Linked DNA regions of Homo sapiens: region 2 is linked to region 1. The links are chromatin loops, found by intact Hi-C in ENCODE. Cell type or tissue: A673. All regions are shown on one strand. Links, peaks and the distances in the headings refer to the core of each region. The heading gives the core; the rest is flanking DNA. Region 1 overlaps CAMK1D (calcium/calmodulin dependent protein kinase ID). Region 2 overlaps CDC123 (cell division cycle 123).

Region 1 (10,219 bases), core at 1,254-9,253:
CCCAAGGTTTCATCTGCAACCTTTCCTTCTTTCTAGTCTGTATCCTCTACATGGAAATCTCAGCTGTTTCCACAGTCTGAGCCCCTTCTGGTCCTTTGATGGCCTCCTAACCTTCATCCATATTTTTTTTAATTATTATTATACTTTAAGTTTTACGGTACATGTGCACCACGTGCAGGTTTGTTACATATCTATACATGTGCCATGTTGGTGTGCTGCACCCATTAACTCGTCATTTAGCATTAGGTATATCTCCTAATGCTATCCCTCCCCCACCCCCACCCCACAACAGTCCCCGGTGTGTGATGTTCCCCTTCCTGTGTCCATGTGTTCTCATTGTTCACTTCCCACCTATGAGTGAGAACATGCGGTGTTTGGTTTTCTGTCCTTGCGATAGTTTGCTGAGAATGATGGTTTCCAGCTTCATCCATGTCCCTACAAAGGACATGAACTCATCATTTTTTATGGCTGCATAGTATTCCATGGTGTATATGTGCCACATTTTCTTAATCCAGTCTATCATTGTTGGACATTTGGGCTGGTAACCTTCATCCATATTTTAATCTCTCTCATGTGCAAACCTCACCTTCTCTACCCACAAAGGCCCTTCCCAGACTCTCAAAAGCACCATAACCAAAGTGAAACAGTTATCTTCACCCCAAAACTTCTCTTTTTCATTTAATCAGTAATGTGGTCTAGAAACCTGTCTACTTTACTGCTCTCTGTCTCTGTCATTTCCATCACCAACTACGTTCAGGTTTTCCGCTGACAAGACTCTCAAATGCCCGCCCGCTCCTCCATCCCTTCATCGTGGCTCTGGTTCATGTCCTCCTTCTCTCACTTCTGCAATATATCCACCACTCCTTCCTGGTCCCGTAGCCCCCAGCGAGCCCACTGCTACCTGCTATCTCCTATCTGTTACTGAAATTACTCTTCTGGAAATAAGATTTGATTATGTCATTACCCTACTTAAATCTTTGAGGTTTCATGTCTATGGGATCGAGTTCAAATCCCTTTGCACGTTACCCGTGGCATTCAAAGCCTTTCTAAACCTAACCCCAACTTCGCAGGCTCATCTGTCACTACAGCCACTGTCCCCAGTACAAACACTCCACGCCGTACACATGTCAGCTCAACCCAACCACACCGCTGAACAGCTAGTTTCCAAAACACACAGCGGCCTTTCACGCCACTGGCCTTTGTTCAAGTTCTGCCCACCCCCTCCTTCCCTGAACGTCATTCATTCCTTTTTCTTTCTGCTTGGCAAAATTCCATGTCTTTTTCTTTTTCTTTTTTGAGACGGAGTCTCGCTCTGTCACCCGGGCTGGAGTGCAGTGCTGCCATCGTGGCTCACTGCAACCTCCGACTCCCTGGTTCAAGCGATTCCCCTGCCTCAGCCTCCCAAGTAGCTGGGATTACAGGTGCCCGCCACCACGCCCAGCTAATTTTTGTATTTTTAGTAGAGACGGGGTTTCACCATGTTGGCCAGGATGGTCTCGATCTCCTGACCTCGTGATCCGCCCACCTCAACCTCCCAAAGTGCTAGGATTACAGGTGTGAGCCACTGCGCCCGGCTAATTCCATGTATTTTTCAAAGGCCCAGATGGTATATTTCCTCCTTTTTTTTTTTTTTTTTTTTTTTACTGTGAGATGGAGTCTCGCTCTGTCACCCAGGCTGGAGTGCAGTGGCGTCATCTAGCTCACTGCAACCCCCGCCTCTGGGGTTCAAGCAATTCTCCTGCCTCAGTATCCTGAGTAGCTAAAACTACAGACGCACACCACCATGTCCAGCTAGTTTTTTTGTTTTTTTGTTTTTTTAGTAGAGACTAGTTTTCACCATGTTGACCAGGCTGGTCTCGAACACCTGAGGTTTTTCTCAATTGCTTCTCACCTACGCAGAATGATGCCCTCATTCTGAAAAAAATGTGGCTTAAACGTACATTACCTATCCCATGTACACATCCCATTACAGTCCTTAACATGCTTCCTGTATGAGAACAGGAGTTGCATGCATTCTGTTTCTGTGTCTTCAGACCTAATAATACTTGTACCAACTGGTGCTCAAGACACTTCTGATGATCACCATTATTGGGGGCTCTCCTCTGATTCCCCATCAGGCTCTTCACCCTTCTCCTGTGCTGCAGATCTGCAAAGTAAGTAATGTATCCTAATGACCTTCCGCTCAACACTAGTACCATCCACTCAACACTAGTACCATCCACTCAACACTAGTACTATCCACTCAACACTAGTACTATCCACTTAACACTAGTACTATCCACTCAACACTAGTACTATCCACTCAACACTAGTACTATCCACTCAACACTAGTACCATCCACTCAATACTAGTACTATCCACTCAACACTAGTACTATCCACTCAACACTAGTACTAGAAAACAGTACCATCTCTTTTCTCCTCCGTAATATGTTTCTTTAAGTTTCAATGCAAGCCTGTGCAGAAAGAACCTCAAAGGTTTCTCTTGAGGCATAAAAATTATTTGAGTCCTTCCTGATTTATTTTAAAACATGCACTTATGTGCCTGAATGCTTAAGTAATATTATACAGTTGAATAATCCTGAGATCACTGTTTGTTTTGACTGGAAAAAGTCTTAAATTTGTTAATTTATGATATTTTCTCCCTATAAACCTTCATCCTTGTTGAATAAGTAAAATTTGGTAAAAAGAGACAGCAGATTTTTATACAGATGAAAGGACTTTATAAAATGCATAACTGTGGGAGAAATAAAAATTCCAGTGTTTCAAAAATTGCATTTTTTTCAAGTTGTGACAAGACATTTATTTGAATGATAAAGAAAGCCATTATTCTATTTAAAAAACACCAAATTTCCATCAAAAAGGAATCTCTGTGATAAATTACTGGAAAAGTCAAATAAAAATTTAATCTTGAAATGCTAAATGTTTTCTTCACCTGATGATAGGCTGTACAAATTGCAAAAGTTGAATCCTTCCTCCTTTTCCCCATATTTCAAAGAAAATCAAATCATCACCCACAGGCAGCTCATCCTGATTGTAAGCCAGGTGCCTGCGAGGAAATAATCTTTTGAGAGCTGAATTTCCAAGACTAAAGGAAACCATCCCATTTTCCATAGTGATGAAAGAATTCTAAATGACTACTTAGGCTTTTAACTTCATAAATGATGGCTCTGGAAAATAAAAGCTGTTTTGCTTTGCTTTATCTAGTCAGTTTCAATGGACTGTGGTGTTAGGATGGTTGGCTCTCCATGCTGTTAAATGTATACCCAGTCCTCTCTCAGTCCTCTCCAAGTGAAACGATCTGAGGTCCAAGCGACCAGTGAGTGGCAGGGCAAAGAAAAGAAGTGGGCTGGGCTCTGGGAATGCCTTTTCTTCCTGAGTTCTCTGAAAAAGCAACACAAAAATGCGTGTGCCCTAAGGATGCCTTGGCTAAAAACAGACATTGAAGGGTTTGTGAACTGGTTTTTTATCCTTCTCCTGTGCTTTAGATAGACATGTACCTACCAGTAGTTAAAAAATTATCATAGAGTCATTCTGAGCATCTTAACTCCAGACCTTCAGCTTATGCTGGGCCCAGAACTCAGAGCCAAGCCAAGCCCAGAGATACACTGGCTAACTCCCTCCTCACTACCAATTATTATTATAAAAAATGGAAATGAGAATCTGTTTCTATCCCAGTTTCTCATAATCTTTTCCAGTTTCTAATACCTTTACTATTTAACCTAAAGTTGTTAATAATTGGGCAATGGCCAGGCGTGGTGGCTAACACCTGTAATCCCAGCACTTTGGGAGGCCAAGGCGGTTAGATCACATGAGGTCAGGAGTTTGAGACCAGCCTGGCCACCATGCATAAACCCGTCTCTATAGAAAAAATACAAAAATTAGCCGGGCGTGGTGGTGGGTGCCTATAATCCCGGCAACTCGGGAGGCTGAGACAGGAGAATCACTTGAACCCAGGAAGTGGAGGTTGCAGTGAGCCAAGATCGTGCCACTGCACTCCAGCCTGGGTGACAGAGCAAGACTCCATCTCAAAAAGAAATAATAATAATAGCCAGGAATGGTGGCTCACGCCTGTAATCCCAACACTTTGGGTGGCCGAGGAGTGGGGAATCACCTGAGGTCAGGAGTTCAAGAGCGGTCTGGCCAACATGATGAAACCCCATCTCTACCTAAAATACAAAAATGAGCCGGGCATGGTGGCGCATGCCTGTAATCCCAGCTACTTGGGAGGCTGAGGCAGGAGAATTGCTCAAACCCGGGAGGCGGAGGTTGTTGCAGCGAGCTGAGTTCACACTGCTGCACTCCAGCCTGGGCGACAGAGCGAGACTCGGTCTCAAAAATAAATAAATAAATAAGTGCACATCAATTTAAAATAAATTCTTTTCTCATACAAGAGCAATTTAATCACAAAATGGTCAAAAATGTAGCCTCTGAACAATGTGCTGTGACTTGCATATTTTAGGTGCTCCAAAACTCTTAGTCGAATGGAACTGATGAAACCTCAAGAGGACTCCTCTGACTTTTAACAAGAATCAGGGATTTGGGAGCTGTCTTTTTGATTCATGACAGTTCACTAAACCAACCACTCGGTGAAATTATATCCATCCCAAATTAGACCAAGAAATAATCAGATGGTGCTGAAATGACCTGCCCTATTAGCTTAGTGTAGCTATTATTGGCTCTTTGCCTTTCTATGCTTTTTAGTCATTCTACATACAAATCAGACTGATGGTGTTATTAACTTTATTAACAGCATCGCTTCCAGCCTATTGCCCTTACCAGACTGTGTAACTGGGCCTGCAGACGTTACCCCCCAGCCTCCGACCATAAATTAAAATGTTCTTTTCTACTAAGCATATTATTTTCCCCAGTGTCACGTCAGCACAATATTAAAGGCTGGTTTTAAAACACTGAAAAGCTGGGGTTCCATGGCTCATGCCTGTAATCCCAGCACTTTGGGAGGCCAAGGCAGGAGGATCACTTAAGACCAGGAGTTCCAGACCAGCCTGGCCAAAAAGGTAAAACCCCATCTCTACCAGAAAAAAATTCAAAAATTATCCTGCCATGGTGGTGCATGCCTATTGTCCCAGCTACTCACGAAGCTGAGGTGGGAGGATCACTTGGGCTGGGTGGCTGAGGCTGCAGTAAGCTGTGATTGCACCGCTGCACTCCAGCCAGGGTGACAAAGAGAGACCTGAAAAAAAAAAAGGAAGGAAGGAAGGAAGGAAGGAAGGAAGGAAGGAAGGAAGGAAGATAAAACACAGCAAAAAGTGAAGTCAGTGGTACTTGGCTTGAGACCGTCTAGGAAACAGACAGGTGCCTTTTAGACCTATTGTTCCAGATCAGAATCAATTCTTCAAACAGAAAAACCTGTTTGCTAACTCCAACCCTTACAGACCCCAGAGAATCCGAATGGACCATAACAGTAGTGAAGTCAGCTGGGCGCAGTGGCTCACGCCTGTAATCCCAGCACTTTTGGGGGGCCAAGGCGGGTGAATCACAAGCTCAGGAGTTCGAGACCAGCCTGACCAACATGGTGAAACCCTGTCTCTAAAAATAGAAAAATTAGCCAGGCGTGGTGGCACACGCCTGTAATCCCAGCTACTCAGGAGGCTGAGGCAGGAGAACTGCTTGAACCCAGGCAGCGGAGGTTGCAGTGAGCTGAGATCACGTCACTGCACTCCAGCCTGGGTCACAGAGCAAGACTCCATCTTAAACAAAAAAAGAAAAGAAAGAAAAACAAAAAACCAGTAGTGAAGTCAATGGTCTCAATGTTCAATGTGTACGCAACTCTCCAGGCAGAAACTTGGCAATTTTAGAACTGACATTAACTCCTTCTGATAGAATCTTCAGCTAAAAATCTTCACTAAATCACACACCACTAATGACATTTTGTAGTGCTAATTCAGCACACTGACCGAAGAAAAGCCAGGCCCAATCTGGAAAATAAAGTTCTGCCAAGCAAACACAGCAAAAAGACTTGCTTTCACAGGCTTGAAGAACAAATATGAATCCAAGAAAATGGATATCCAATTTAGATACAATGTCTATTCATTAAAATGTGTCTTTTAAAGCCCTCCACCTGACAATTACACAGTAAGCCATACATTTGTTTATGCTAACGCTTAAGCTAAAAGTATCGAAATTCTTTTTCTTAAAAAAAAAAAAAAAAACCTATAACTCAGGTTCTCATTAACTGGGACCAGTGCCCGACCAACCAGTTCAAATTAGAAACATATCCTTAACTTTAGTAGGTAGATGCTTAGGAACAGACAGATCCTTCAAAATAGTTACGCTTTCTTACTGAAACGTTCTCATCTTCCTCTTTAACTGGTGAATTCCACAATGATAAGCAATCCTGCATAATAGCTTCAAGAACCATGATGAGACATTCTTAAATACCCACACGATTAGCTTAATTTCTGTCCAGATCAGTTTTCATTCTGAGTACAATCCTATGTCTGAAACCACCAGGGCAGGTCTAGGTTATGACAATACTTGTCACAGGGAGAAGGCATCAAAATGCTGACACAATTATTGCTTGTGATATCTTTGGTTTCTGCAGGTGTTTCTGCGGCACTAAGTCTTTACTGTTAACAGCCTCACTGATCCAAACGCAGAAGACAAATAAATTCCACATGAGTGCCTACTGCCACACTCTAAAACACACGCTTTGTTTAATAGCACTCCTTCCTTTCCTCCTTCACTTCTCTGACAGGCTCCCACATTTTATCTCTGCTCTTTTCATGCCATTTGTTAAAGGTTGATATGGAACCAAAGTGAGTCAATCATTTTTTTTTCTTATACCAACAGGGAGCATCCATGGAAGCCTGGTTTTTGAAGGCAGAGGCAGAATAAAATATTCAAGCCAGGCATAGTGGCTCACGCCTGTAATCCCAACAGTTTGAGAGGCCAAGGCAGGAGGATCACTTGAGGCCAGGAGTTGGAGACCAGCCTGGATAACAGAGCAAGACCCCCAACTCTCCAAAAAAAAAAGAAAAGAAAAAAGAAAAAATTAGCTAGGTGTAGTTGCACACACCTGTAGTCCTACTTACTTGGGAGGCTGAGGTGAGTGGATCGCCTGAGCCCAGGAGTTCAAAGTTACAATGAGCTATGATCACCATTGCACTCCAGCCTACAGTGTGACAGAGTGAGACCCTGTCTCTTAAAAAAATTCACCTCTTTTTGAGATTACAAAATCTCCTCATAGCTACAGCTTAAAAAGCTGGCAACACTCCAGGGCAAATAAAGTGTCCATGTGGGCCATGCATGCATTTGTTGCCAGGGTGCATTTTCCTTGGATGACAAAGGTACTGACGTGGATGAAACTGCAACCCCCAGGATACCCCCTTTGTTCATCACCTGTGCGGACCTCTTCGACAGCACTTCTCACTATGGTCTTCCCAGATCTCCTGTTGGAGACAGATTTCTCCCTGCAGGGGTGGCTCTTCAGAGGGGAACTCCCCTTTCTCACTCCCATCCCTGATGGTGGGGGAACCAGACCTAGCAGATGCTCATGTTCTGCTCTCTGACTGCTACAAACATCCAACATGCTCCCAATGCCAGCCGCATAGCTCCATTGTCACATGGTTGGCAAAACCTGAATGGTGAAGCAACGACGGGACAGAATGTTCATGATTAATCCCAACTGGCCATCCCTCATCTGGCCATTCCCACTCACCAGATCCTCTGACTTTAGGCACTCTTTTGAGCTTATTTCCATTCTCATTCAGGGCAGATGTCTCAACAAGTACCTTAAAGGAAAATTCTGTTAAGCTCCCAGCTAACTAAACACACATCAATACACTCTTTAAGTATGCTTCAAGCTATTCCATAAAAAAACAGAGTCCTTATAGGTAAAACAATTACTACATTAAAGGGACGTTTGGCTGTGTCTGTGTTAAAAAAAAATCAATATTCTGGCTTAAAACAATCAATAAAAGTTTGAAATAGCAGAACACTGGAAAAATCCTAAATATCCATTAATGGAGGACTGGTTAAGTAAGTTACAATCTAAAAATACGACGGAGGCCAGGCGTGGTGGCTCATGCCTGTAATCCCAGCACTTTGGGAGACCAAGGCAGGAGGATTGCTTGAGGACAGGAGTTTGAGACCACCTGTCTTGTTTGAGACAAGGCCTGTTGCTCTTGTCTCGATTCTCCCATGAGGCTGCCTACACTCTTCCTTTCTCTTTTTTTTTTTTTTTTTTTGCCTCAGTTTTGCCACCTGCAATATGGACATGAGTTCCACTGCCCCCCTCCCCCACCACTTCAGATAAAAGCTGCGAGGGAGAGCTCCTGACCTGCCCTGGGACCCCACCAAGTGGGGAAAGCCTTAAGCATGCACGGTCTGTGTGTTTGTTTTCTGCACAGTACTGGCTGGATGGAGAATAATAATGCTCTTCTGCATCTAATCACTAGTCTGCTGGACGCCTAGCAACTGGCCTGCACCTCCTCGGGCCCTTCCTGGAACTGGCACTCCATCCTCATCATCGCAAGACAATGCGTATGTCAGCAATACGTTCTGGAAATGTATCTAAACCATACACACAAAAATGTAATACTAGCATGATTTAACACTGTCCCACGTGCCATACAATTCAGTGCTTCTGAAAAGTCTGCTTAAACATAAAAACTGGATACACAGATCATTTTCACCGTTCAATCAGATACATCTCACAAGCAGCAGCAAAATGACCTCCCTTTCTCCAGTCACTGTTCCCTTCCCTTCACCTGCAGGAACAAATCACCATGTCTCACCTCTTATAAACGCGAGGGTCACAGAGCTAAAGAGATCACCTGTCAGCCACCAGGATGCTTCAGTGCTGGCATCTTTCCTGAGGGTAAATGTCACAGGCAATGATACGGACCATGTTTCTTTACTGGATTTTGAAACAAAAATACCAAGTCCAGCATAATCTAAACTAAGCGGGTCTATTTTCCCTGTATGTTCCCAGCTAGTGGCTGACGGTGCCTTCCCCTTTCCACGGGCCTCACAGTGCGCAGAACAGGAAAGATCAGAGAGTACATTTTAAAAAGGAAAAGATGGAACACAAGTCGTGTCATTGTTCTTCGGCCTAGCATTTGATACGGCATCCAGCAAGTGATATTCAGTCAGTGAGTTCCAATGCCTTGGCCGTGCTTAATTACATAGAAAGATAATCTGGGTTCCTTGAAGAATTCAGGTTGATTAAATTTCTAAATTAAAAAAATACAATGAAAATGTTGGAACATTTTAGGGGAAAAGAATTAGAAGATATACATAGGTTAATCTTCTTAAGCAAAATGCAAAATCCAAAAGTCTCAGCGGAAAGGGGAAAATATTCAAGTCCTACTAATACAATATTAATAAAGAGATAATAGCCCTGTTATGCCAAGGGCTTCCCACTAACACAGCCATGTGCACAATTCCAGGGGCACTCACTGTGCACAGAAATCATGCCCAGCAGAGACAGTCCGGGCCTGCAGATGCGGGGAAGGATACAGACATACAATTCACAGAATGGCCAACGAGCATATTAACTGATGCTCAACACTCACTAGCAGTCGCAAAAATGCTAAACAAAACCTCAGCAAGGCAGGCTTTTTCTCAGCAGGTTGGGAAAAGGTAAAGTTATGTGGGAGAGTTGCTAAGTATAAATTGCTACAACATTTTGGGAAACTAATCTGGCTATACCTGTTAAATTACATTTTAAGAACTCTATTCTATAAAAATAAAAGCATTAGGCTGGGTGCGGTGGTTCACTTCTGCAATCCTACCACTTTGGGAGGTCAAGGCAGGCGGATCACTTGAGGTCAGGAGTTCGAGACCAGCCTTGCCAACATGGCAAAACCCTGTCTCTACTAAAAAGACAAAAATTAGCCGGGCACAGTGGTACACATGTGTAATCCCAGCTACTTGGGAGGTTGAGGAAGGAGAATCACTTGATCCCAGGAGGTGGAGGTTGCAGTGAGCTGAGATCACACCACTGCACTCCAGCCTGGGCAACAGAGGGAGACACCATCTCAAAAAAAAAGAAGAAGAAAAAGTGAAAACCCACAAAAACAACAGAGATTCCTAGTAAAAGTTTAATGGTACATCTGTACCATGGAATGTCATATGGCTACAGAAAAGAATTTATCTAGAGGAATATAAATATCACAACGTATCTAGAGGGATGTAAATATCCCATATGTAAATATCCCAAATGAGGAAAGTAAGCTTAGATAGTCCGTCATTC
Region 2 (17,291 bases), core at 1,280-9,279, 320 kb after region 1:
GCCAGCCGCCCCGTCCAGGAGGGAGGTGGGGGGCGCCTCTGCCCAGCCGCCACGCCGTCTGGGAGGTGTACCCAACAGCTCATTGAGAACGGGCCATGATGACGATGGCGGTTTTGTTGAGTGGAAGGGGGGGAAGTGTGGGGAAAGGAAAGAGAAATCAGATTGTTGCTGTGTCTGTGTAGAAAGAAGTAGACATGGGAGACTCCATTTTGTTCTGTACTAAGAAAAATTCTTCTGCCTTGGGATGCTGTTAATCTATAACCTTACCCCCAACCCCGTGCTCTCTGAAACATGTGCTGTGTCCACGAAGGGTTAAATGGATTAAGGGCGGTGCAAGATGTGCTTTGTTAAACAGATGCTTGAAGGCAGCATGCTCCTTAAGAGTCATCACCACTCCCTAATCTCAAGTACCCAGGGACACAAACACTGCAGAAGGCCGCAGGGTCCTCTGCCTAGGAAAACCAGAGACCCTTGTTCACATGTTTATCTGCTTACCTTCCCTCCACTATTGTCCTATGACCCTGCCAAATCCCCCTCTCTGAGAAACACCCAAGAATGATCAATAAATACTAAAAAAAAAAAAAAAAAAAAAAAAAAAGAGAGAAGCTAGAAAAAAAAAAGAGAAAAGTCAATTATTTTTTGGGACTGGCTCATAGTTGCCTCAGCAGTAAATGGCAGATGGTATTGGGTGATTTCTAAAGTTCATTATGCAATCAAATCTGTAGACAACTTGTCAGGCCCGCTTTTTCTTCCCTGTCTTTATATTCAGTTAACTACTTACTGCACGCTGAACCTCAGGGTGTGTCAGAGCTTCTAGAACACAGGTTTGAAAATGAGAGAGTGGAATGAGATGATTTTTCAAAATACTTCCCCAGAGATTCCAATCCAAAGTGTCCAAGATGGGGACTAGACACATATTTTCTTTTCTTTTATTCATTTATTTATTTTTTTGAGACAGAGTCTCACTCCGTGGCCAGGCTGGAGCGCAGTGGCACGATCTTGGCTCACTGCAACCTCCGTCTCCCGGGCTCAAGCAATTCTCCTGCCTCAGCCTCCCAAGTAGCTGGGATTACAGGCGTGTGCCACCAAGCCCAGCTAATTTTTGTATTTTTAGTAGAGATGGGGTTTCATCGAGTTGGTCAGGCTGGTCTCAAACTCCCGACCTTAGGTAATCCACCTGCCTCGGCCTCCCAAAGTGCTGGGATTACAGATGTGAGCCACCGCACCCAGCCCATATTTTAGAAATCATTATTCTGAGGAGTAGCTGCAGTTCAAGCTCTGTAAGGGGTTCTTGGGAAAAGCGCCAGGATATGCCTGTCCACCAACTACAGGCCTCAGCAGGAAGTCTGCACCATTCTTGGGGAAAGGAAGAAATAGGGAAAAGGAAGGAAGCATCAAACTGGAGCAGCTCGGACCCCAAGCATAGCCTTCAGGGCCGCAGCTTCAGCTAGAAAACTCAGTCTGGCTACCCTAAATCCCACCAAGGTCACTGGAGGACTCAGCACATTTCCCACGACAAAAAGGCTCCGTCTCAAGAAAAAACAAAAACAAAAACAAAAAAACCACCACCACCACAAAATATTCCCCAAATTTTTTTCCTGGGTTACTATTTAACATTAATTTGGAAGATTTCTTCAACTGAAATTTTCAACAAAGTACCAAAAGAACGTGGTATTCAACTACAGTCACTAATTTGTAGTCTAAGCTGAAAGGAGGCTCTTATGTTGAATTCAAAGTTCAAATTCTTGGCAGAATAATTATAGTCCCTCTAGCAAGCTATGAAAATTCTAAAATAAACACAAATGTGATTAAGTAATAAATGTTACATTATTTACAATGTAAGTGGCAAACTAAAAGAATTCTCAGGTATAATAATAGCAAAGATTTTATTCCAAAGAAAAAAAAAGCAAAATCCCAAAGGCCTACTTTGATGAAAGCTACTATGAAATTATGCCAGCATATTTTTACTACACTTTAATATTTGCCAGTTAACAGGAATTTTGGAAAGCAATGTTATAGACACAAATTTTTAGAAAGGAAAGAAAAAAAAAAAGAAAGGAAAAGAAAAAATATTCTATCCCCAAACTAAAGAAATATGCTTAACTAGTACTGATGACTAATCAGATGTCTTTTTTTTTTTTTTAAGGAACAAAATAATGGCATTTGCAGCAACCTGGATGGAACTGGAGACTATTATTCCAAGTGAAGTAACGCAGGAACGGAAAACCAAACATCGTATGTTCTCACTTGTAAGTGGGAGCTAAGCTATGAAGACGCAAAGGCATAAAAATGATACACTGGACTTCTGGGACTCAGGGGAAAGGGTGAGGGTTGGCGAGGGATAAAAGACTACACGTTGGGTACAGTGTACACTGCTCAGGTGATGGGTGCACCAAAAGCTCAGAAATCACCACTAAAGAATGTACCCATGTAACCAAACACCACCTGTTCCCCCAAACCTACTGAAATAAAAAAATAAAAATACAGGGGGAAATACATAGTGTACGTCAATGACAGATAATTACACATCCCTTGTCTTTACTCAGAAGCAAAATAAACACTGAAATAATTTTACCAAAAAAAAATAAAAGGAGTGCCACATTTTTTTATTTTATTACTACCCAAATCATCCTCAGCTCAAAGAAGACTTAGCTTTTCTGCCAGCCAAATGGCCTTACTATAAATAGGTATATTTATTATGCCCTAAACATGCCTTGGGACTGACATGCTATTTTTTGTGGACTTCATAATTATAATTAGGCCCGGTGTAGTGGCTCATGCCTATAATCCCAGCACTCTGGGAGGCCGAGGCAGGTGGATCACTTGAGGTCAGGAGTTCAAGACCAGCCTGGCCAACATGGTGAGACCCTGTCTCTACTAAAAATACAAAAATTATCCAGGCGTGGTGGCGTGCGCCTACAGTCCCAGCTACTTGGGAGGCTGAGGCAGGACAACTGCTTGAACCTGGGAGGCAGCGGTTGCAGTGAGCCAAGATCATGCCATTGGACTCCAGCCTGGGTGACAGAGCGAGACTCTGTCTCAAGAAAAAAATAAAAATAAAATAAAATACATAAACGAATAATAATTATAATCAACACACCGTTTCTCTCGTGCTGTTCCAAATATTTTGCACACTGAAAGATGACAAATGGGCCAGGCACACTGGCTCAAGCCTGTAATCCCAGCACTTCGGGAGACCAAGGTGGGCGGATCATGAGGTCAGGAGATTGAGACCATCCTGGCTAATACGGTGAAACCCCGTCTCTACTAAAAATACAAAAAAAAATTAGCCAGGCATGGTGGCAGGCGCCTGTAGTCCCAGCTACTCGGGAGGCTGAGGCAGGAGAATGGCGTGAACCCGGGAGGCGGAGCTTGCAGTGAGCCACGATCACGCCACTGCACTCCAGCCTGGGCAACAGAGCGAGACTCCGTCTCAAAAAAAAAAAAAAGAGGACAAATGTAACATATCCAGTGATGAGCATGTCGGTCTGGGACTGTGGGAGGCAGAGGGTGCAGTGAGCCAAGATCGCATCATTGCATTTCAGCCTGGGTGACAGAGTGAGACTCTATCTTGAAAAAATTTTAAAAAAAAATTACTAAGACAAATCAAATTCCCTGACCTGCAGTCAAATGTATTTCTCCTTCATCATGAGCCCCTCAGAGAAACAATTAACAAATTTATTTTTTCACTCAGCCCTTTTTTCTAAATGCCAATTGAGTATCAAAATGTTTTCTTGTCTACTCAGCCCACTGAAGTGACAATAAAATAATGAAAGCAGCCTGTGACTCAGCAAGTTTAATAACATAGAATGTTTATATCTTGGCAAATAACACAGTCAGCAAATTTATGTGTGTCATATTTCTTTCTTTCTCTCTTTTTTGTATTTTTAGTAGAGTCAGGGTTTCACCATGTTGGCCAGGCTGGTCTCGAACTCCTGACCTCGTGATCCACCCACCTCAGCCTCCCAAAGTGCTGGGATTACAGGCGTGAGCCACCGCGCCCGGCCACATGTCATATGTCAACCTCCACTTTTTAAAGCTTTTTGTCTACAGTAACCATTTGAAGAACAGGAAAGAAAAAAGCAGTATTTTCTAGAGTACATTATAGGCAGGGAGACAGCACTAGCTGTCTACCCTCCAGGATTCCCATCTTCAGCCTGTCCAATGGAACCTGGATTGTTCAGATGCTGGGAGCATTTGTGCTTCCTGGTTCCCTCTCTAATCATTGAGATGCATGTGCTGACTCATCTAAGCAGCCACCAAGGCGTGGGCCTGGACCAGCGGATCCACATTGCCTGGGAACAGGTTAGAAATGATCTGCTTAGGCCCCCTCCAGGCCTGCTGGACCAGAAACCCTGGAGCCCAGGAACCTGTGTTTCATCTAACTCTCTGGATAACCCTGACGCATGCTTGTGTCGAGAACCTTGGTCTAACCAGGGGTGTCCAAACTTTTAGCTTCCCTGGGAAACATTAGAGGAAGAATTGTCTTGGGCCACATATAAAATACACTAACACTAATGATAGCTGATGAGCTAAAAAATAAGTAAATAAAAAATAAATAAATAAATAAATTTTAATAAAATTTATTTAAAAAATAAATTTAATAAATGAAATTTTAATAAATAAATAAATACAAATTAAAAAAATAAAAATCTCAAAAAAAATCTTACGATGTTTGAAAGTTTATGAATTTGTGTTGTGGCACATTCAAAGCCATCCCGGGCCATGGCCCACGGGCTGCTGCAGCTTGGACAAGCTTGATCTAAACGAATCACAGCAATTCTGCTCCCTTTGCCAACTACTGGATTAGGCTGGGTAACTGTGACCAATGAGGGCTGAGAGGAAGTCTCCCAGGAGGCCTCCAGGAATGCTTTACTCGTTCACATACAGAAAAGAACAAGAGGAAACAACCTATCCCTCCTGTTTCTGGTTGAGATATGGTCATGTCTTCATATGACAGATACTTGGAACTGTAGCAGCAATCTTTTAACCATTAGGTGAGAAACCCAAAGACCGAGCCACTAAGTCAAGGATGGTGGAAGGAAAGGGCCTGAAAGAGCCCTGGCGACCTTGGTGAGCCACTGAGCATTCCTAAAAATACCCAATCTCCAGGCTCCTCGTTAAATAATGTATTTTTTAAATCCCATGTGTAAGCTATTTTCGGCTTCTGTTAACTTGCAATTCTGACTGTAACATTTTTTTTTTGTCAAGTCAAGCCTCAAAATAGTATAAACAACATAATCTCATTTTTATGTTATATAAATTTATACATATTATATATAACTGTATTATATTAAATGTTCTATTATATAATATTTTAATGGGAAGTATTTTGGAAAGAATGAATCTATAACTTTTTTTTTTTTTTGAGACAAAGTCTCGCTCTGTCGCCCAGGCTGAAGTGCAGTGGCGCGATCTCAGCTCACTGCAAGCTCCGCCTCCCGGGTTCACGCCATTCTCCTGCCTCAGCCTCCCGAGTAGCTAGGACTGCAGGCGCCCGCCACCACGCCCGGCTAATTTTTTGTATTTTCAGTAGAGACGGGGTTTCACCGTGTTAGCCAGGATGATCTGGATCTCCTGACCTCATGATCCGCCCACCTCGGCCTCCCAAAGTGCTGGGATTACAGGCATGAGCCACCACACCCAGCATTTAATCTTTTAAGAGCTCTTCAAGGCCTTTGTGACAAACATTCATCTTTACTGAGTTCTATCAATAAGGAATTTTTATGTGATGGCAACACTTCCTGTTATGCAACCGATTAATTGCTAAGCAACTACCAACAGTTACTTCTAGACAAAGTGACACGTTAGTAGCGCCCAGCTAAAAGGCTGAAAGCCCAGTGCTTGGCATTTGCTCCTGCCAATTCCCAATTATTTATAATAGCAGAAGGATGGCATTTTGTGGGTAAACACTCTAAATCCAAGACCTCAAACTCACTTGCTGATTTAACTTCCTTGCCATGCAAAAGTCAAAAAGTACAAAATGCAAAACAACAGACTATTATTCATACCATCCACTGGAACATCAGTTAAACGAAGATAAAAAGCAAGACGTAGCTTAAGAGGAGGCAGCTGATCATTAAATTGCAAAGCTGATTTAAAAAAAACATCAGCCTCAGAATTAAAAGCAATTTATAGTTAGTTCTGGAAAGGCAAAAGTGTCTTCCCACACTCACTGCAACTGACACTAAAGGCATATAAAAATCCTTATAAGGGCCAGGCACAGTGGCTCACGCTTGTAATCCCAGCACTTCAGGAAGCCAAGGCGGGCGGATCACGAGATCAGGAGTTCAAGACCAGCCTGACCAACAAGGTGAATCCGCTTCTCTACTAAAAATACAAAAATTAGTTGGGCATGGCCGGGTGCGGTGGCCCACGCCTGTAATTCCAGCACTTTGGGAGGCCTAGGCAGGCGGATCACGAGGTGAGGAGATGGAGACCATCCTGGCTAACGTGGTGAAACACCGTCTTTACTAAAAATACAAAAAAAAATTAGCTGGGCGTGGTAGCCATGCGCCTGTAATCCCAGCTACTTGGGAGGCTGAGGCAGAAGAACTGCTTCAACCCAGGAGGCGGAGGTTGCAGTGAGCCAAGATTGCACCACTGCACTCCAGCCTGGGCGACAGAGTGAGACTCCGTCAAAAAAAAAAAAAACCATTATCAGTTGAATTATCAAGTAGACAGCATTTTCAGTGTAACATATTTTAAGACCTCTTAAAGCATTAGATGTCAAAAAGCTTTACAATGGAAAAAAGAGCCACAACTTTGTTCTATTTTTCAGAGGGTATCTCCTAGAATGAAAATACTACTGGTTACTAAAACAGGCTACCAACACCTGTGCCAACACAACCAGAGGGTTGACAATTAAATGTCAAAACAATACTTGCTCAGGCACAGAAGGATCACTTGAGACCAGGAGTTTGAGACCAGCTTGGGCAACATAGTGAGACCCCATCTCTATTAAACACACACACACAGACACAGACACACAGACACACACCACACACACACACTTTTTTCTATAAAACTAGAAATACCAATACAAGTAAAATCCTTATACAATAAACATGTAATACGATGTAACACAACCACACTCACTGATTACTTAACTTCCCTTTCTTGAATTAATATAATACTACAACCTTATGTCCAAGCTGCAGAGCTCACACGCCAGAGTTGATGCACGACCGACACGTAGTGAACTTAAGTTATTCATGCCACGATCCACTTCAAAAAAAGGATTTGAGTCTGACATGGAACGAACTGGCAGGACAAACTCAACTGGACAGGGCGGAAGTGGCATGCTTATGCAAGATTTTCACTCTCATGCTCCTGCTTCTAGGTTCTGGGATATGCTTTAAAGACCAGTTTAAAGATGAGTTTACCTGAGATAACTGGTCTGTTTAAGATGCAACAGGAAGAAAAACCTAGAAAAATAGCTGCTATTTGAAGACAACAAAAGAAGCATAAAGAGAGCACCTGCGGCTCAGCAGGGCAGGTATTCCGTCCACCTACAACGCTGACTGCACTGTCAAATTCTTTAGCTATAGAGTGACTGGCAAAAGGAAAGAAATACAGCAATTCCACTTCTAGAAACTTATCCTAAGGAGAAAATTAGGGGAGTGCACAAAGAGTTAGCTCAAGGATATTCATTGCAGCTCTGGAAGAACAGAGGGTAGGTCAAATATGTCATGGTACAGCTCTCCAGAGGCGCAGCACTAAGGGAATGGAAAATAATGAATTTAGACACGCAATGATGTCACACTGGTAAGTGCAAAAGCAGCCCACTAAGAAATATAAACCACAGGCTTGGCGTGGTGGCTCACACCTGTAAGCCTAACACGTTGGGAGGCCAAGGCAGGCAGATCACAAGGTCAGGAGTTCGAGACCAGCCTGGCCAATATGGTGAAACCCTGCCTCTACTAAAAATATAAAAAATTAGCCGGGTGTGGTGGTGCATGCCTGTAGTCCCGGCTACTTGGGAGGCTGAGGCAAGAGAATCGCTTGAACCCAGAGGTTGCACTGAGCTGAGATCGTGCCACTGCACTCCAGCCTGGGAGACAGAGTGAGACCCTGCCTCAAAAAAAAAAAAAAAAAGAAAAAAAAAGAAATACAAACTATAGGATCCCATTAAAAAAATCTGTATATAGGTAGAGATAGATGTATTTATATTATATTTATCTATAGATAGAATTCTAGAAATATAATAACCAATTGTGGCAAGATCATGAGTGCTTTTGTTTTTGTTTGTTTTGAGATGGAGTCTCGCTCTGTCGCCCAGGCTACAGTGCAGTGGCACGCAATCTCGGCTCACTACAAACTCCGCCTCCCGGGTTCAAGCCATTCTCCTGCCTCAGCCTCCCGAGTAGCTGAGACTATAGGCACGTGCCACCACGCCCGGCTAATTTTTTGTATTTTTAGTAGAGACGGGGATTCACTATATTGGCCAGGCTGGTCTTGAACTCCTGACCTCAGGTGATCCACCTGTCTTGGCCTCCCAAAGTGCTGGGAATCCCAGGCGTGAGCCACCGCGCCCGGCCATGAGAGCTTTTATATTTCCTGTTTTTATTTAGCTGTAATCCCTAATTTTGCTTTTCTATGATAAATATTTATCAGTTTTATAATAGAAAAAAAATTACTGAAATGTTTAATGGGCAGAGACGCAGGAAGTCCTTAACATTTTCAGATATTCATTATACACCATTTTCTATAAAGGGAAAAGAAAGATTTGCTTTAACAGGTCATTTTGGCAATATGAAATAGCTTTGTTATATGGAGCTATGATTTATAATAGTACTATAAGTAATGGAATTTCATCTATAGAGAAATTTGCACAAATACTGAAACTATTGACATGAGAGAATAAGAGATACTTACGGCTGAGTGAAGTCACGAGTGATGAAATCGGAACTCTTGAAAAGCAGAAAGATGTCGCTGAGGGTTTTACATTTCAGAGAACTATTCATTGCTATCCAATACGCATCCTAAAGAATGAAGCACATGCTATTTAGTCCATATTCCATGTTGGCTGCTATGAATGCTCAGGCCTATAACAAAATCAATAATGCATATCACTTCAAGGGTTTAAGGAAGAAAGTCAAGTAAATTTAAGCAGTACTGTCAAATGTTAAATTATGCTTAACAACAAAAAGCGTCACCACTGCATTTCAGACACTTGGTTATGAACACTGAGATGTCAGGGTCCTCACATTTCAGCCCAGGCCTAAGTACTTCCCAGTGTTTTTCTTACTGATAATAGAAGAGAAGAAAATGAGGTATCAGAAACATCGACATTTTGGCTACAAGATTAAGGTAGTAAAGAAATAGCCTGACCAGCTACTCTCCAAGAAAAGAGAGATCAATTTCCACTCTTCCCGTTTCTGGGGAGTGGCAGCCAAACACTTGAACTTTGGCGGCTGGAGCAGTTACACCCCACGTCTATCAAATCTGAAAGAGAAGGAGGTGAGCTATTCTGAACCACTACAACTTTAAATGGTGAATGTCTCATACATAAGAACAAAAGATGGGAAGGCAAATGCAAAGCAGGCACAAAGCTCAGTGGAACATGCCTAAAAATTACAGAATAATTAAGTCATTTAAAAAATACAACTCTCCCACAGACAGATCAGACACAGGATATAACAGAATTTTGAGAAAACTAACAGTTGCAAACCACTATCCAGTTATCCACACTACATGGAAGAAAAGTACTAAAATATTTGAAAACAGCTACCTCTGGGGAGTAGGAAATGGTGAAGTAAAATAGGTGTCAAGACCTGCTGATTTTCATGGCAAGCTTCCAAATCTATTTGAAATTTTAAATTCTGTACATGTAGAGTATAATTAATTTTTAGAAGTAAAAACAAAAAAGAAAAAATAATAAAAGTAAAAACAAAACTTAGATTAAGTACAAATTATCATTCATTTTAGAATAAAAAAGGCATGAGATAACTTTTGAAATTACAAATAGGTCTCTGATTCCTTAAATAAGCTTTGCTAATACAAAACTGTTTTCTATTGGATTAAAACAACTAACGGATTTTTCCACAGGCCTTAACTTTTATAAAAATCTTGTCAATGCAGTATTAAAATAATAAGACACAATTTAAGAAAAGATCAGTTGACTTCTCCAACCACTCTATTTCTATAGCCTATGACACTATTACTTTTTTTATTTTTATTACTTTTCAACAAAGAAAAATTTCTCTGTTAAACTGAACAGCTGAAGTTTTGAAAAGGGCAGAGTATGAATTTCCTCAGAATTCAAAAACAATCAGCAACACAAGACGTGGAAACTACCTTTTGGCAGAATATACAGTATTTCACAGACCCAGGCAAGTGTATAGCAAAATCCGGAAAGTAAAACAGTAGAGGGAAATTAATAATAAATTCCACAGTATTTTTCCTAGAATTAGGAATATAATTAGACCCTCTGTAGGGATATGAAATGAAATAAACAGCAAAACAAAGAATATTCAAACAGTAAGAGAATTACTTATGTGTTCCTACCCTTGGGGCACTCCAATTAAGCTTAGGAAAGACACTGCCCCCGAGGGAATTGATAGCTTCCTGGACTTTAGTGGCAAACTCAGGAAATTCTGGTGCCTACAGAGAGAGAAGAAATCATTGGGCACGTCAATATCATCACAGTATATATATAAAACAAGATCAAAATCTCAAGGTTATAGTTTAGGGTGTTAAAAACAGAATTTAGAATACAAATTACTATCAGAATTTCTGAACCCAGCTAAATAAAATCAGTGATAAAGTACATTTACCAAAAAGAGAAATAAAATAATCAGCTGCTTAAATGGCATTTTCCAGACAATCAAAGCCTGCAAAGCTGAAATGACACAAGTCACTAGGCTTCTGAGGATGTGAGGAAGGAGTGAATGGTTCTCTGTACACCGACATAAAACCAGCATTCATCAAGAGAAAATAGACAGGTGGAATATCACCTGTAGCAATACTCTAGTTGTCAGAAATAACATCCCTACTTGAAGAGCTAGAAGCCCTTCCACTTGCAGGAAGAGTCTTAGCCATATGGTATTCCCCAAAGCCACGGAGAGAATGAAAAATAAATGATGTGGCAAACTGTATTTAAACACTGCTATTTCCAGACAAGTTTTAAAACAAGCAAAACTCAAAATGTGAACCTTAGTCAAGGTAAAACGTTCTTTCCTGTTTGGATGATTTTTAAAATGCATATTTTATATAAGCTAGTGACCAAAACGTTCTGTGTTTGTTTCGACCCGGAAGTGAATAGAAATACTGCTGTTAAACAGGAACTTAAGCCTGATGTCATTATGTCCTGCCTTGAGCCTAGGTCACTATCACAGGAGCTTATGGACATAAGAAAGAAAAAAAGGTAAGTAAGAGAGGGGGAAGTAGGGCCCTCAAGAGACATAAAAAAACAAAAACATTAACAGATTCTCCACGCAGTCATTAATTTTCATTTATACCCTGTAAAGAGGATTGCTGCCCCCTATCGGGCAACTATAAGTTCTGAAAAAATCCAGTAATCAACTTCTTCCCTAGGAAAAAAAAAAGACAGACTACATCTTGAATTAACTAAACTACACATTCCAAGATGACATCAAATAGTTATGTGGATCCCCAAGATCTAACCCAGCTATGCGAGAGAAAAAACTGTGACAAGAGTCTGAGAAAAGACCAAAGAAATGAGTTTTAAAACATGGTCATATATCCCCCAAAACAAGAAACAGCTTTGAGCAAAAGGCTAGGGAATAAAAACGAGAGCTTAAGGTCCAATTAGGCTGCCTTTCTTTCTGTTACAGATAAATCTGACCTCTAGACTGGTTAATAACTATCTATCTTCCACTAGACGACTTCAGCTTAGATACATGAAATGAGACTAGAGTAATTTAGAGAGGTTTTCAAAATGAACAGCAGCACTGAGTCCTTTATTTTCCATTCATCTCTCCCCATCCAAAGCAATTATGATTTATGTGAGGGCATTTCCTTATAATTGCCTGAAGCGGCTGACTTGGCTCCCCTACCGCTCTAGCCATAAACCCCACTTCTGTGAGATGGGCACTGGCAGTATTTCCTATGAACGGCATTGTTGCACAAACTTTACAACGGGAAAGAATTCAACTTTCAAAGACAAAGCAATTTAATTTTCCTATCCCATAAAGCTTGACATCTAAGGATTACTTTTCATGTATGCCTTTTAAAAGATGTGATCAGTCCCCTCAAATCCTCAAAATTATTCAACTTTAGGATAACCTGCCATAAGAATCCTAAAACAAATTTAAATTATAAAAAGTTTATGCACAGTCTTAAGTGGAAGACTATGTACTGTTTACATACAGCACAACCTTCTAGGTTATCTGTTTTTAGCCAGGTCTGTGAGCTACTTTACAACTTGGCAAATTCTAGGTAAGTGATAGTGACATGAACTAATTCTTACGGACAGGCAATTTCTATCTCATCTGGAAGAGGTCCAATTGTCTTTTCTCCCATACTGCAGGGAGGCAAAACCAGTTTTGCCTCATTTACATACTCATTTCAATATTCCTGATCTAAAAATATATCTTTTCTTTGGATTCTCTTTTGAACCAGTTCTAACAATCTGTCTGGTTCCCTCATGAGTTAAATAACATCTTCAACACGCATTAAAGAGTTTTATATGAGTCATGATTTTACCATTTTCTATAAATTATCTATCAAAATCACGGAACTAACACTGACACAATACAGATCTTATTCAAAATTTGCCAAGTGTCCTAGTAACGTCTTCTACAGAAAAAAAAAAAACTGAAACTTTTTTTCTGGTCCAGGCATCCAGTCTAGCCAGAATCATGGACTAAATCTAGTTGTCAGGTCCCTTTAATCTTCTTCAATCTGTGGCAGTTCCTCTCTCTGTTGTTCTTACCATTTATGACCTTGACGTTTTTGAAAAGTTCAGGGCAACTACTCTATACAATTTCTAAAAGTTGAGTCTGTTGGATGTCTCCTCCCAAGCAGACTCAGGCTGCGCAGCTGTGACAGGTGGTGTCCTTCCCATGCATCGTATCAGGAGGCACACATGACAGGTCTGTCCCATCACTGACAAGGTTAATACTGATCACTTGGCTGCCAGGTCTTTGCATTGTAACATTACTATTTTTCTTTGCGCAAACAGTAAGTAATTTGGGTGAAGATACTTAGAAAAGATGGAACTATCCTCTTTCTCACTGTATATTCACCCACTAATTTTAGCATCTATTCAATCAAATATTATTACAATGGTTGCCAAATAGTAATTCCTAATTCCATCATTCCTACTACATGTATTAGTTAGTGCCTTTAGTACTATAAAGACAAGCTTCCTTTTTTCCCCACTTATTTAATCACTTATGTATGTCACTATGGGATCAGCAATTCTTATTTTAGTCAATAGGTCATAACCTATTCTTATACTTCACATAGAGTATCCCTTATCCAAAATGGGTAAGACCAGAAGTGTTTTGGATTTCAGAATATTTGCATATACATAATGGGGATGGGACCCAAATCTAAACACAAAAGTCATTTACGTTTCATATACACCTTATGCACACGGCCTGAAGGTAATTTCATTTTTCCCTTGGGGAGGCTGAATGAGCTGGGTTGTGCACCTGCATTGTGGCTGTACCTGTCACATGAGGTCAGGTGTGGAATTTTCCACTTGTGGTGTCATGTTAGTGCTCGTAAAGTTTTGGGAGCTAAGCATGCTGGCACACACCTGCAGTACCTGCTACTCAGGAAGCTGAAGCAGAAGGATCACTTGAGCCCAGAAGTTTGAGTGCAGCCTGGGCAACACAGTGATAGTCAGTCTTTTTAAAAAGTTTTGGAATTTGGAGCATTTTCAATTTTGAATTTGGGGATTAAGAATACTCAAACTCTATTTGTTATGATGCTCATATTTTTAGACAGTGAGAGCCCAAAGCTAGCTTCTGGCATCTTTTTGTCATGTCACATCATTGTTTCAGCACTTCCACAGTTTCTGGCACAAGTTGTTGCAGGCTCATTTTTACTTTCCCAATCCCAGTCCAGAATATCTCCAAGAAGCTTCAATTTTGTTTAGTGGAGAATGGTATTTAGAAACCAAGATCAAGGCATCAGGCGTGCTCACTGCTACCAGGATGTTACATGTCATTGATTCTAAAACTTCTTAGTGAGCAGAGTTTGGTAAATACACACACACACCTTTATATTATTAATTGCTGTATCTATCATCTATACATATTTATTTTATTTTATTTTATTTTTTGAGACGGAGTCTCTCTCTGTCACCCAGGCTGGAGTGCAGTGGCGCAATCTTGGTTCACTGCAACCTCCACCTCCTGGGTTCAAGCAATTCTCCTGCCTCAGCCTCCCAAGTAGCCGGTATTACAGGCGTCTACCACCATGCCTGGCTAGCTTTTTGTGTTTTTAGTAGAGACGGGGTTTCACCATGTTGGTCCTCAAGTAATCCACCCACCTTGGCCTCCCAAAGTGCTGGAATTACAGGCATCGGCCACCGCGCCAGGCCCATCTATACATATTTAAAAATGAGTTGATACTGATACTCCCCACCACTATTAAAATCCAGGTCAGATACCACTTGTCCTGTCAGGCATTCTGGTGCCCTCAGCTGTAACTGCTGTCTCTGATCTGACAGCACTGTCATCTCCCCCTGCCTGTGTCACCTTTCCCACTGGTTTACAAACCCCTAATGGTGGAAATGAAATCATATTCATCTTTGTTCATCTCACGGAATCTAGTTTAGTGCCCTGAGTATGGCAGATAAGTAACATTTACATGACACTGAATGGAATTTTCATAAAAGGAGAGTGATCTGAATGGCATCTGGAGTAAATGAAACACGCAAACTTTCCACTTAGGCACCTGCTGGCAGGCTTCCCTTTTTAAATCTAAAGAAATATGTCAGTTTTGAGCAGCTCCACTTCTTTTTTTTTCTTCTATCCTGGCAATCATATCTTGTTCATTAAAATAAACAAGTATCTTCTTATCTAGAGCTGGATTAGAACAGACCCTCCCACAAAACTAGTTTTCTGTATTTCTGCCTTTACATTTACTTGTAAGGAGTTTCACTAAAAACTTTCCCGTCAACTCAAGGTATGAGGAGTTTCATTCACCTATTTTTAGAAATAGATCATTTGCTTCACTCACTCCTTTAAAAATACCTTCATTTAAAAAATTTTAGGTTAACTTTCACAACAGCACTCTTATCCTGAAACACTGTAATATGCTTGATAACTTCTACATTTTTATGTAAAACACTGGTAAAAGTCACATACCTCTCTACTCTCGCTTGAAAGAAACAGTAATTTTTATGCCATTTAAATACGCTTGAGGCCAGGTGCTGTGGCTCAGAACTGTAATCTCAGGACTTTGGGAGGCCGAGGCGGGTGTTATCACATGAGGTCAGGAGTTCGAGACTACCATGGCTAACATGGTGAAACCCTGTCACTACTAAAAATACAAAAATTAGCCGGGCATGGTGTCAGGTGACTGTAATCCCAGCTACTCAGGAGGCTGAGGCAGGAGAATAGCTTGAACCTGGGAGGCGGAGGTTGCAGTGAGCCAAGATCACACCACTGCACTCCTGCCTGGGCGACAGAGCAAGAATCTGTCTCAAAAATAAATACACAAAACAACTAACTAACTAAATAAATATACTTGAATAAGGAAATACAGATTTTCACTTTATGTTCCAGAGATTTAGGAATCTCAGAGTTTAATGTTAGGCGTAATTCCTTCTTGCAGAGAGTCAGAGCTTAACAGAAGTCAAGGCATCAAATACGCACTCGAAATATTTCCTTTGCAATCAAAGGGAAAAAGGGCAAATCATGTTTGCCTGCTAAATGATGCTTCAAGTTATTTTTCAAAATAAAAACGACAGCCCACAGGGAAAATAATATATGAGATGGTGACTGACTAGGAATTTAAGAGAGGTATGCACTTAAACCTTGACGCTAACCCTTGTGTGACAGTGTGAGGCTGTCCCCACGCTGAGTCTGCTGTGCTCTTACCGTAAGCGTGGCTGTGTTCTCATCATCAGACCACTGCATGAAAAAGAGGAAAAAAATAAAACATTAAATTTAAATACTGCACTGGGCTTCAAAAAGCAGTGCTCCATCTAAAAATTATAAATCAAACAGGAGACATCTTTTCCGGAATACAGCATATGTGAAAATATATGTCAAAGTAAGATTCTCACGTAATTTCTCATTTTATCAGATGTAAGATAAGATCTACAAGTCAGAACCATCTCAGAGATCATTTAAATTACAACAGTCTACAGAACAGATTATTTTATTTGGTACCAACCTGTATTTCTTCTGCTTCATCATCACTGTCTGGCTGAGAATGTGTTGGTGGATCATCCCTAAAAAAACACAAACAAACATCAAGAAAGAAAAGGACTTGGGCACCGCATGCTCCTAATTTCAGGGGTACTGAGTATATGTTTTTAAATAGCCTTAAAATTAGGCTAGGTGTGGTGGCTCACACCTGTAATCCTAGCACTCTGGCAGGCTGAGTGAGTGGATCGCTTGAGGTCAGGAGGTAGAGATCAGCTTGGACTACATGGCAAAACCCTGTCTCTACAAAATACACAGAAATTAGCTGGGCGAGGTGGCATGCGCCTGTAGTCCCAGCTATTTGGGGGGCTGAGGTGGGAGGACTGATCACTTGAACATGGGAGGTCGAGGCTGCAGTGAGTTAAGATCGTGCCACTGCACTCCAGCCTGGGTGACAACGTAAAACACTGTCTCAAAAATAAATAAATAAAAATAAAAGCCTTAAAATTGAAGAACAAGGCCAGTCATGGTGGCTCACACCTGTAATTTCAGCACTTTGAGAGGCTGAGATGGGAGGATTGCTTGAGCCCAGGAGTTTGAGACCAGCCTGGGTAACACAGAGACTCTGTCTTTACAAAAAAATTAAAAATTATCCAGGTGTGAAGGAGAACACCTGTGGTCACAGCTATTCAGGAAGCTGACACAGAAGGATCCCTTGAGCCCAAGAGTTTGAGGCTACAATGACCTAAGATCACACCGCTGCACTATAGCCTGGGCAAGAGAGTGAGACCCCGTCTCAAAAAAAGAAGAAATAAATAAATGAGAGTACAGTTGCATGAAGAGATGACAGAATAAAACCTTTCTGTCCTGTTCTCAGATATCATTAAAAACAAGGGAAAGGGAAAAAAAGACTCCATTGCTGATAATACTGAGAATCATCTAGACTCTGAACCTCAGTATATGAGAAAGTTCTCTCAAGAAAGGAAAGATGGAATAGGA

What was found. Peaks named below come from ENCODE experiments on the same cell type or tissue, not always from the same donor. Only the 100,000 strongest peaks of a DNase experiment are listed, where the experiment ranks them.
Region 2: a loop joins it to region 1, with 4 times the contacts of the local background. A loop is called at or near these places in 1 of 110 quality-filtered maps.

What each region holds. Positions count from the first base shown.
Region 1 is chr10:12,536,877-12,547,095 of GRCh38, reverse strand. The region is part of intron 1 of CAMK1D (calcium/calmodulin dependent protein kinase ID); the gene reads right to left. Among named protein-coding and RNA genes, the nearest start is that of MIR4480, 37 kb to the left of the region's middle. RefSeq lists a silencer at 6,512-6,561. In A673, for the core only: no CTCF peak of the experiment used is centred there; DNase peaks (open chromatin) are centred at 4,625, 5,205, 6,545 and 7,255; H3K27ac peaks cover 4,690 bases.
Region 2 is chr10:12,209,054-12,226,344 of GRCh38, reverse strand. CDC123 (cell division cycle 123) reads right to left here. Exons shown (of 13, transcript NM_006023.3): 3 at 16,321-16,378; 4 at 16,023-16,055; 5 at 10,510-10,605; 6 at 8,878-8,984. Among named protein-coding and RNA genes, the nearest start is that of CDC123, 22 kb to the right of the region's middle. RefSeq lists an enhancer at 1-639. In A673, for the core only: no CTCF peak of the experiment used is centred there; DNase peaks (open chromatin) are centred at 4,834 and 5,754; H3K4me3 peaks cover 189 bases; H3K27ac peaks cover 5,704 bases.